Regions from separate parts of the Homo sapiens genome. Here region 1 is linked to region 2. A link is a loop called in an ENCODE intact Hi-C map of the cell type or tissue named here. Cell type or tissue: PC-3. All regions are shown on one strand. Each heading gives the region's core, and the rest is flanking DNA. Links, peaks and the distances in the headings are about the cores only.

Evidence for each region. A loop is a pair of places that touch in the nucleus more often than their neighbours do. Peaks named below come from ENCODE experiments on the same cell type or tissue, not always from the same donor. Only the 100,000 strongest peaks of a DNase experiment are listed, where the experiment ranks them.
Region 1: it touches region 2 in a loop (11-fold over the local background); 3 of 110 quality-filtered maps call a loop at or near these places.

Annotation. Positions count from the first base shown.
Region 1 is chr3:88,177,573-88,182,962 of GRCh38, reverse strand. No RefSeq gene overlaps it. Among named protein-coding and RNA genes, the nearest start is that of C3orf38, 30 kb to the right of the region's middle. In PC-3, for the core only: CTCF peaks have their summits at 2,156 and 2,367 (motif pointing right); no DNase peak of the experiment used is centred there.
Region 2 is chr3:86,771,888-86,777,277 of GRCh38, reverse strand. No RefSeq gene overlaps it. Among named protein-coding and RNA genes, the nearest start is that of VGLL3, 220 kb to the left of the region's middle. In PC-3, for the core only: a CTCF peak has its summit at 3,005 (motif pointing left); a DNase peak (open chromatin) is centred at 2,997.

The sequences.
Region 1 (5,390 bases), core at 257-5,256, 1.4 Mb before region 2:
CTACCTTTGATCTTTGATGTTGGTGACCTACATATGGGGTTTTGATGTGGTTGTCCTTTTTGTTGATGTTGATGCTATTCCTTTGTTTTTTAGTTTTCCTTCTAACAGGCTCCTCAGCTGCAGTTCTGTTGAAATTTGCTGGAGGTCCACTCCAGACGCTGTTTGCCTGGGTATTACCAGTGGAGGCAGCAGAACAGCAAATATTGCAGAACAGCAAATATTGCTGCCTGATCCTTCCTCTGGAAGCTTCGTTCCAGAGGGGCACCTGCCTGTATGAGGTGTCTGTCGGCCCCTACTGGGAGGTGTCTCCCAGTCCGGCTACACTGGGGTCAGGAACCCACTTGAGGAGGCAGTCTGTCCATTCTCAGAGCTCGAACGCCATGCTGGGAGAACCACTGCTCTCTTCAGAGCTATCAGACAGGGACATTTAAGTTTGCAGAAGTTGTCTGCTGCCTTTTGTTCAGCTATGCCCTGCCCACAGAGGTGGAGTCTAGAGAGGCAGTAGGCCTTGCTAAGCTGTGGTGGGCTCTGCCCAGTTTGAGCTTCCCGGCCACTTTGTTTACCTACTCAAGCCTCAGCAATGGCAGATGCCCCTCCCCACTCCAGCCTGCAGCCTTGCTGGCCAATCTCAGACTGCTGTGCTATCAGTAAGCAAGGCTCTTTGGGCGTGGGACCTGCCGAACCAGGCATGGGAGGAAATCTCCTGGCCTGCTGGTTGCTAAGACTGGGAAAAGTGCAGTATTTGGGCAAGAGTGTACCTTTCCTCCAGGTACAGTCTGTCATGGCTTCCCTTGGCTAGGAAAGGAAAATTCCCTGACCCTCTGCGCTTCCCAGGTGAGACGATGCCCCGCTCTGCTTCGGCTCACCTTCCGTGGGCTGCACCCACTGTCCAACCAGTCCCAATGAGATGAACCAGGTACCTCAGTTGGAAATGCAGAAATCACCCATCTTCTGTGTTGATCTCACCGGGAGCTACAGACTGGAGCTGTTCCTATTTGGCCATCTTGGAAGTGACCTCACCATTTTGTGCTTTTAAAAGACTTATTGATCATTGTACAATATTTCTAAGCAACAACAATGTGATCATAAGTTTTAGAAACTTCCCCACAATATTTTGTGGTAAAAAATGTCTTCCAGATTGAATTATTACAATTGTTACTGTCATATAATTGATCAAAACAACCTAACTAGTTCACATATTTTACTGGAAATCCATAATTTACTGAGATGAATTAATATTCTTACTGCTTGACTAAGTCAGGGTTTGTTATCAATTCCATTCCAATTTTTTGTTGTTGTTGGTTTTGGGTGTAAGCATGATTTATACCCAAATTATGGTTATAAGTAGAGACAAAATTACAATATCATCCAAATTTAAATGCATTCCTAATTTACTTGTCCATTTTAATGTATGCAAATTTTAGATCAAAAGGAAAATAATCAGATAGTAATTTATTGTCAAGATTTACTTTTAGTAAGCAGAGCATCAGATGAAAACTTATTTCAATTTGTTTGTTTGTTTGTTTTGAGACACAGCTTCTGTTGCTCATCCTGGAGTAGAGTGGTATAATCACAGCTCATTGCAGCCTTGGCCTCTAGGCTCAAGTCATCCTCTCACCTCAGCTCTCCAGGTACCTGGGACTACAGTCAGGTGTTCCGGGCCTTGCTAATTTTTTTCTTTTTTCTTTTTTTTCCTTTTTTTTTTTTTTTTTTTTTTTTAAGAGATGGGATCTTGCTATGTTACCTAGGCTCGTCCTGAACTCCTGGGCTCGAGATATCCTCCCACCTTGACCTCCCAAAGCATAGTTTTTCTTTAATTTTGTTAGAATCAAATAATTTAAAAGATAGTTTAGCAACCACTTGACTTAACAAAACTTTTGTTGAACAATCATTATAGTGATTTCCTTTCTCTTTACAAACACTAATAATTGAAAATTCTCTTTGACTAGCATCCAGAGGTTTTTAATACCACAGGGCAATGCACTATAGTGAGACTCAGAAGGGATGAGAAGTAGGTGTTTATTTTGTAAAATGGAAGAACAGCAATTGTGAAAAAAAAAGAAAGGAAAGAAAGAAAGAAAGAAAAAAGAAAGAGAGAAGAGAAGAGAAGAGAAAAGAAAAGAAAAAAGAGAAAAGAAAAAAGAAATAAGGCTGGAAACATGGTATAGCACGTAAACCAAGTTCGTTGGGGAAAATGCAAAGGACATTGAGGATCAGAAAACTGATTGCCTTAACACTCTTTAGATCAGCCAAATTTTCCAGAAAGTCTCCAAGTACCCTCAGAAGCGTAAGTTTACCAGTTGGAATTGCATTACTACAAAGCCAATTCTAAGACATAGACATGAAACACTCTGAGAAAAGCCTTGGCCACAAGATGTCACCAAATTTCCACTTTCTACTTTAAGGTGCTATTATAAGCTTCCTTCCTTCAAAATGATCCGCAGCAGCATTTGGGTTTTGAACAAGAAGAGGACAGATAAAGTACTCTGATTCTTTCTTAATTTTAAAAGAAAAAAAAAATCAATGGGTAAGAAGGGAGGATGAAGAAAAATAAATTAGTTTTGCAGTATTATCACATGTTATCTGGGCCTTAACAAATTAGTTTCTAGTAAAATGTGATCCAATGAACACATTTAAATAAAATTAAAATTAAACAATTTAAAGTAGGTACTCTAAAGTGGAAAAAAATCTTGTGTTAATTTGCTTAGGAATCTATTTTGTTTTAAATAAAAAGTAAATAAAATGAAAAAATATTGTAAAAATGAAGATTTTATTAAAATCCTGAGAAAATTGATAACTTGTCAATAAAAATAAGCCTATCCCTCAGAGCAAATTTGTGTTAGAATAAAAGGCATCTGTTTATCCATATACATAGCTCTATGCAGCCCCTAAAACATTTTATTATTCAAGTTTACTTAGTGTTGAAAATGTTACCTATTGCTTAGTTATTCAAGACTGTTATATATTTATAGTATTTATTGTACTGTATGTATGTTGAGAAGTTAATTATTGATATGCTAAATTTGTTATAGTTGGGAGTTAACTTCATACAGATTAATATGGATTAAAAATCCAAATTTCTCAAAATTCTAGATTTTTAAAACATATAGACATTCAAATTACATGTCAAGTTGTGAGTATTAGCATATTCCTCAGTTTTCAGTGTGAATATTAGCATATTCCTCAGTTTTGAGATTATTGTTTCATAAATGTTTCAAACCACATTATTATGTATGTTAAGGGTATTTTAATTAATCATTCCAACTCTGGCATAAGTAGACAAACTACTTAGTAATGTCAAACCAAAATAATATTCTGGCAGTCTCTGTCAGTAAAATGTCATTTTATCTGAAACATGAACAAACTAATTTCTGTTGTTGTTTTTGATATTTTTCTTTGAACATTATAAAAATTTTCAAACATAAAGCAAAATTGAAAGAATTTTAAATGAGTACCTGTATATCTTCCACAAGGTCCTACTATTAACAGTTTAGTATACTTGCTTTATCATATCCATCCATCAATCCATCCCCCATCCATTAAATCTCTTTTATTTATGTAAGCACTTTAGAGTTCAATATTTGTGTGTGTTTATGTGAAATGTACATATACTACAATGTACAACTCTTAAGTGTATATTCACTGAGTTTTGACAAATACATACATCTGTACACAGTCAAACCCATATCACGATATAGAACGTGACCTTCCTGTAAGAAAGTTCTCATAACCTTCACAGTAAATTCCTACCCCAACAACTCTCCAGAGGCAACCAATGTTATTTTTTTTTCCACTGCAGATTGGTTTTGTTTGTTCTAGGCTTTCTTATAAGTGGAGTCACAAAGTATGTACCCTTTTGTTTAAATCTTCTTTCACTAAGCCTTCATGTTGAATGCAATGTATAATTCATTTATTTGTATTATAGAGGAGTATTTCACTATATATGCCATAGTTTGTTTATCCAATCTCTAACTGAACATGTGAGCTATTTCCTTTTTGAGGCTTTTCTGAACAAAGCTGCTATGAATATTCTTGGATATGTCTTTTTGTGAATATATGCTTTTATTTCCCTTTAGTAGATGCTTATTAGTGAAAATGCTGGGCCATAGTGTAGGGATATCTTTAGTTTTAGCATTTAGCATTTAGTTGTGGCATTATACAATCCTTACAAAAAATGTATGAGAGGTCCAGTTTTTCTATAACATCACTAGCATTTGGTAATGTTTATCTTTCTAAATTATAGTCATTCTGGTGGTAGTGTCTTGTCTCCTGGTTTTAATATGTATTTCCATAGTGACAGTTGACATCGTATACTCTTTAATGATTTTATTGGCAATTTGTACTTCTTTTTTTATAAATTGTCTATTCAAATACTTTGCCCAGTTTTAATTAGGTTATTTGACTTTCTATTGCTGAGTTGTAGGAGTACTCTATGTATTCTGCATACCCGTCCTTTGTCAGGTGTGAATATTTCTTCCAGTCTTAGCTTTATTTGTGAATATTTCTTTGTGAATATTTCTTCCAGTCTTAGCTTATTTCTTAATGTTCATTTTAATTAGCAGAAACTTTTAATTTTGAAGAAATATAATTTATCAATTTTTTCTTAAATGATTTTACTTTCTGTACCTGATGGTACCTTTGCTTATCCCCAAGTCATAAAAATATTCTATTTCCCTTTAAAGGTTTTATGGTTTTAGCTTTTATGTTTAGGTCTATGATCCAAAATTGATTTTTCTGTATAGTATGAGGTGTGAGTCAAGGGGTTTTGTTAAAATATGGATATTTAGTATTCCAAGGGACTTTTCTTTCCTCATTGGCTTTGTTAAAAAGCAAATGTCTATGTAAGTGCAAGTGTATATCTACGTTCTTTATTCTATTCCATTCATCTGTGGATCCTTATTTTTACCACACTGTCTGGATTACTACAGCTTGATAGTAACTTTTGCCTCTAACTTTGTCTTTATTTATATACTTTTTGGATAATAGCTACTGAAGATAGGTGCATATTTTAATATTATGTAAGTCTTATGAAAAATGACAACAAATTGCTTTTGGGGGCTTATGAATTTCAGTCTTAATTTGGGACATAGAGAAAAGGAAGCTTTTTGTTCTTATCAACAACATAAAAGCACTTGAAATTAGCCAGAGGATTGTCTAAATAATCCCCAAAATTTTACTTTGAGATATTTAATTTAGATATTTAAGAATTTGTACCAAATTCATTTTATAAAATATAAGCAATATGCTTAGGGTGTCTAGCTAGAATATTTTAGGCTAAACACTGCAACATCGGCTCAGGCTTCCCACTTTATAGCCATATCTATTTGCCTTTTTACCTCATTTAAATGAAATGAGGCTTGCACACAGTTTAAGTGCAGACCAAAATCCTT
Region 2 (5,390 bases), core at 184-5,183:
CTGAAAAATATTTTTAAATGGTAAGTTTGTAGTTGCTAAGTTCGGGTTAACTTCAAGAATCCAAAAAAACAGGCACATATTTAAAGTTTAGTAGGACAGTAATATCAACTAGTGTCTTTAGTTGGTGATGTTTTTTCTCTTTTCTTTAAGTCTGTCAACATCCATTATATCTAGGGAAAATGTGGTCATAGAGGGTTGTGGGTTTTTTTTCATGAAAGTAACATTCTGGATAGATTTTTTAAGGGAAAAATAATTAGATTTTATGTGTGTGTATAATATGTATGTATATATCATTTTTCCTTTGAGATGAAAGAATTAGTAAGAAATTTTTAAGAACTAGTAAGGAACTAATCTATTCAGCTGTTGGCAGATTGATATGTGGTAAGGGTTTCCTAGGACGATTACAAGAGTGAGCTAAAAAAAATCAAGGGAAAAATTCAAAATATTAGGAAAAATATATCATATATATGTCAAGGTTAATAGATTGAAAAATATTCCCCCATTGATTTGTGCAGCAAAACTGCAGGCAATTTTAGCCTACAGGTGACATAGTAAATACAATTTTTGTTCTTGAGCTTTTTGACATTGTTATCTTACCACGTTTAGCAAAAGGTATCAAATCGATTTAAGCTCTTAGGATAATGTTTGGCATATTATAAGAAATCAGTCTGTGTTGGTGATATTGTTGTCATCATCATTGTGGTTATACTTCATAATTGGTGGATTGCTAAGTAATCTAGCAAATCTGAGAAATGGACCTTTTGGACGATAGAACTCCACTTCTGAATAAGAAGATGGCAGTTAGCACATATTTGGGAATCCTGTGCTTATATTGATTACCACTGGGCAGAAAACAATCCCAAGGCAGAGTGATGTGTTCAGTCATAATCTGCCAAAGAGTAACCTGGATCTTGCTTTTAATTTTGGGGCCTGGGGAGGGGAATTCCAATTTAGCCTGGAAATTAGAGGCTACTAAAATTACCTATAGGTGATGGTTTTTATCCAACTTGTCACTCCTAGCCTGAATAGAAATAGTAGGAGTTACTGAAAGTCCAGAATCTCTGGAAAATGTTGAAGGCTCAAACCAGGTGCCTGCAGTGGTCTTGGTGTGGCTAATGAATTTCTGTTAATATCTATCATTTTGATTTTTCTGAAGTTAGGTGATAAGAAGGTAATCAAATAATCCACAAATATTTATTCAATGCCTATATAATAAGAATCTCCAGACATTTAAAATGTTTCAGATACTGTCCCTGTCCATAAAGTGTTTACCCTCTTTCGATGAGAAAAATACTTTGAAAATATTTATTTTTTAAATATATTACTAGTAACATCAAAGGTATAGCAGAGAAAGTAAAATCTCATAAGACTTCAAAATGTTGCCTATATACTGTGTGCTATCATAATTGCAAACAGGTTTTAGTGTTTTGTAAGCACAGCTATGAAAATAATTTACCTACCTGAAGTGAGCATATCAGTCACAGAATTAAAGACTTAAAGAGTTAAACTTATTTATCTGTTTTTGTTGCTTGGGATTGTAGATATTTTAGCAAATAATAACATGTTTTAGAAAATACAGAAATGAATTCCAAATTTCTGCCCAGCAACTCAGCAATGAGAATCTTCCTTATGTCCAGTCTGCTTTATTTATGCTAAGTCAATGTGCCAATGTTTTTTTAAAAATTCCCAAAGAGTTCAGAAAAACAGAACAATCCGTATCCCTTTGCCCCACCAAGTAATTCTAAATCATAACTTTCTGATTCTTCGAGATCTTATCCCTATTTTCCAACTCATTCATTCAAACAACAAATGAGGAGAGGTGGAGAGGGAATGAAGGAAGATAAATAATAGGTGATAAATTTGGGGAGGAAAAGTAAGAAATGAAAAGACCAATCAGGTAGGATGGAACGTAGGAACACTGTAAAAATTCAACCTGAAAGTAAACAAGTAAGCTTATAATAGTCTAAAACTGAGTAAAAAATTTCTATCCATACACCTACTATGTACCCACAAAAATTAAAAATTAAAAAATTGTAAAAAGTTCCGTTCGAGCTTCTCTAAACCTGGCAACTAAAAAAAAAAAAATCAATTACATATTAATGAAGTCATTCTCCTCTCCTTCATTAGAATTTTAGGTCACTAAACTCTTTTCACTTATTAATTGGCATCAGTATGTTGATTTACTAAGGATCACAGAGTATATCCGCTGTGGAAGCAAAACCGGACCTGACATTTGCTAGCTCAGTCTGCTGCTTTCACATATTTTTTTGTTAGAAAAAAAAAAAACTGTCTCTCTTTGCGAGAGTAAAGACGAAGAATTATCAGAGAAAATATGCTATTATTTTACCAAATTCATCAACTATAGAAAGTAGAAGCATTCCTTCAAATATCAGTAGCTGTTTGAAACTTTTGATTAATCAGTAACCCTACAAAAATAATATGAATATGAATAAAGATAATTTAGAAGACACCTATGAGTAGCAAATTACATTGATTATAAAATATAGTAATTTAAATACAGTCATATATGTAATGATATAAAAGTAAAATGTTAGAGTTTATGAATATAAGTTATATTGAATTATTCTTAGCTAGAAAAATTTTAAATTAAGACTTTATCACAAAAGAAAATGTGAATGTAGGATGTCATAGGATTAGTTTACATTTTGCTTTTTCCTAAAGTATTATTCTATATAGGGTATAAAATTTGCCAGTGCATACACACTCATGTACACACATAGTGTTTACATATCGGAAATGTATTATATATTTCATATATGTATATATCACAAAGAATAAAATATTTCCTGTTAAAATGTATTTGGTAAAAATCTTTATAAAACATGTTTTCATAATAACTAAAAGCATACTGAGACCGAACACAATTTTATATATAAAATGTAATTCAAGAAAGACTTTTAAGTGCACTATAAATACATTTTAATACATGAGTATGTAATGGAAATTTTCTGATCTTTCTCTGCCACCTAGTGGTATACTCGACAGTTTGTCTTTTTTAAAAGGCTAGTGCAAAACTTATTGAATTGGAATTTACATATTGGAATTACAGACTCAGTCATTTAATACATATGAAGTTATGAGTAAACAGAAACAGAAATGCAGTGTATGCATTGTATGGTATTCATATATTACCTTGTCAATTACAAGGTTTTCCAAGGCTTGCTTTGCTATTTACAAAATGTAAAACTTCAAGGTTAGAACGAACAGGATAGAGCTGTTGCCGTAAGGCATAATCTTCCAAATCAGGTTCCAAAGGAACTGTCAAATGTTATGTGAAGTTTTAAAAGTCTAACTAGCTATCATGTACTGTTTAAGTATTTGTAATCATGTAGGAATTTCTCAAGCACTTGTATGTACACTGGTTCACTTAGTTATGTCACATAAATTAAAATGTATATGATGTATTTGTTGTCAATACTAACTTTAGAAATTAATTACCTATAAAAGCAGAAAAATATATTGAAGTTATTTGGATAGAATGATAATTAGACAAACAAAAATAATTATTGGTTGCACATTCATGCTCTTCTGTGTGGTAGAGAGTCTATTTTCTTGAATGAAGGAGAGGTTTGCGAGAGCAGATACATGTAGTTTCAAAATAAATGATAAATACAGAAAGCCATACATTTCTAAAATAAAACACTCAAAATGAAAAGTTCAGGTGTGTGTTATTTAAAATGCTCATTATACTCAAGGACAATATTGATAAGTTAATATCTTTCCTTTGAAATATTTGCTTAGTAAAAAGAGCTTGTTATCAGCCTCCCGCTGCCCCTGTCTTCATCCACCTGCTGGGAGATGCACGTGCTTTTGTGAGGGAAGGCTGGTGTATATGAAAAACTTACTGGGTCTTTATAATTATCTGTAGCTAAGAGAAGCAACTTTTTCATATAGTGAGAATTGACTAATGCAAAGATTAAAATGTCCTGGTACCTGGACACAATTAATATTACATATTATAGAAAGGGAAGTGATTTATTATAAAATGAACGAAAACATATGACTTATTTGTCTTAAAATTAACATTAATAGAAAGGAATGAATATCATTTTTTTTCTTTGAGAAAGGTCAATGTACCTTTGCACCTGTTTCTGTACTCTTAATCTGGGAAATGACTATTCTATAAGATTAGCATTCATAATTAATTTCTAACCCTGTTATATTGTTACAGGATCATTGGGGTGTCATTTTTCTGGTCGGAAACCTCTGTGGGTGGCATTGTTGCCCTAGTTGCCCTAGTAGCTCGGGCCTACTGGGCTTGTTTTACCTGCTTGTCCTGGCAATCTGCACTCAGCTCACACTACCAGCCTGGGTCCCATACTTGCCAAGCGTGATTCAGGTGTGGAACAGCAAAGGGTGTGTGAATGAATGTGGGGTCTAGCCACTGAGCACAATCAGATGTGACAGCTACCACAGCGGGACAGGCAGCTCCAGGTGCTGGCTTGAGATGCCAGGAACTGCAGAGCCCCAAAGAGTCACCGCCCTGGCTACAGAAGCTTCCAGGTCTGGGATTTCTGAAGGGCCTCAGTTCTTCTTTACTCTTCAGCAGCAGTGTGTCGAGCAAGGGACATGTTTCAGCCCTGTTTGTGTTACAGCTCTTTTAGCCCCACCATTTGACAGATCCAGAGTTCTTCTCCTACCACCATGAAGAATGAGATATGGAAACAAGTGGGACTATGAGCAAGATGAATAGGAGCTTTATTGAGTGATATAACAGCTAAGTCTCCTGCAGGGGGGCAGCTCCTTTCCACAGCCATGCAGCCACAGTGTCCAGATGAGTGTTCAGCTCCTAGCAGAGAGGAGGCCCTGGAGTGGGAAGCTTCTCTCTGCAGGGAGGTTGTCCTGTCTCCCCAGCTCTCAGCAGAGAGGAGGCCCTGGAGTGGACTGTTCCTCTCTGCAGCTAGTTGTTCTGATGTCTGTTCTGCTCTGTCTGAGCCCTGGGGTTATATGGGCCTCAGATGAGAGGAAGTGTGTGCTGATTGGTCCATGGGTGGCCATGGGTGGCCCGGAAAAGGCACCACATGCACTTACTCCAGTCTGCATGACTGGCAGCCTGACTGCCAGCCTTCAGGCCTTCCCTGGCCTGAAGGTGAGGCCTCACTGGGGACTGCCCCCTTCCACCCAGGAGCTTGTCTGTCTCCTGCTGCCATCTATGGTGCCCAGGCTGCTCATGCAAAGGGGCATCTGTAGGCCAGCACAGGGCTGTCCTTAGTCTCCCTTGGCCTCCCTCACATGCCTGTTGGCGCCCGAAGTCCAGAGGGGCTCGAGGCAGCAGGGGCCTTGTGTCTCAGCATTGTCCCAAGTGTGTGCATCCCTGGCCAGGCTGCAACAGTGCCCAGGCTTGGCCCCACATTGCTCCAAGACTGGAG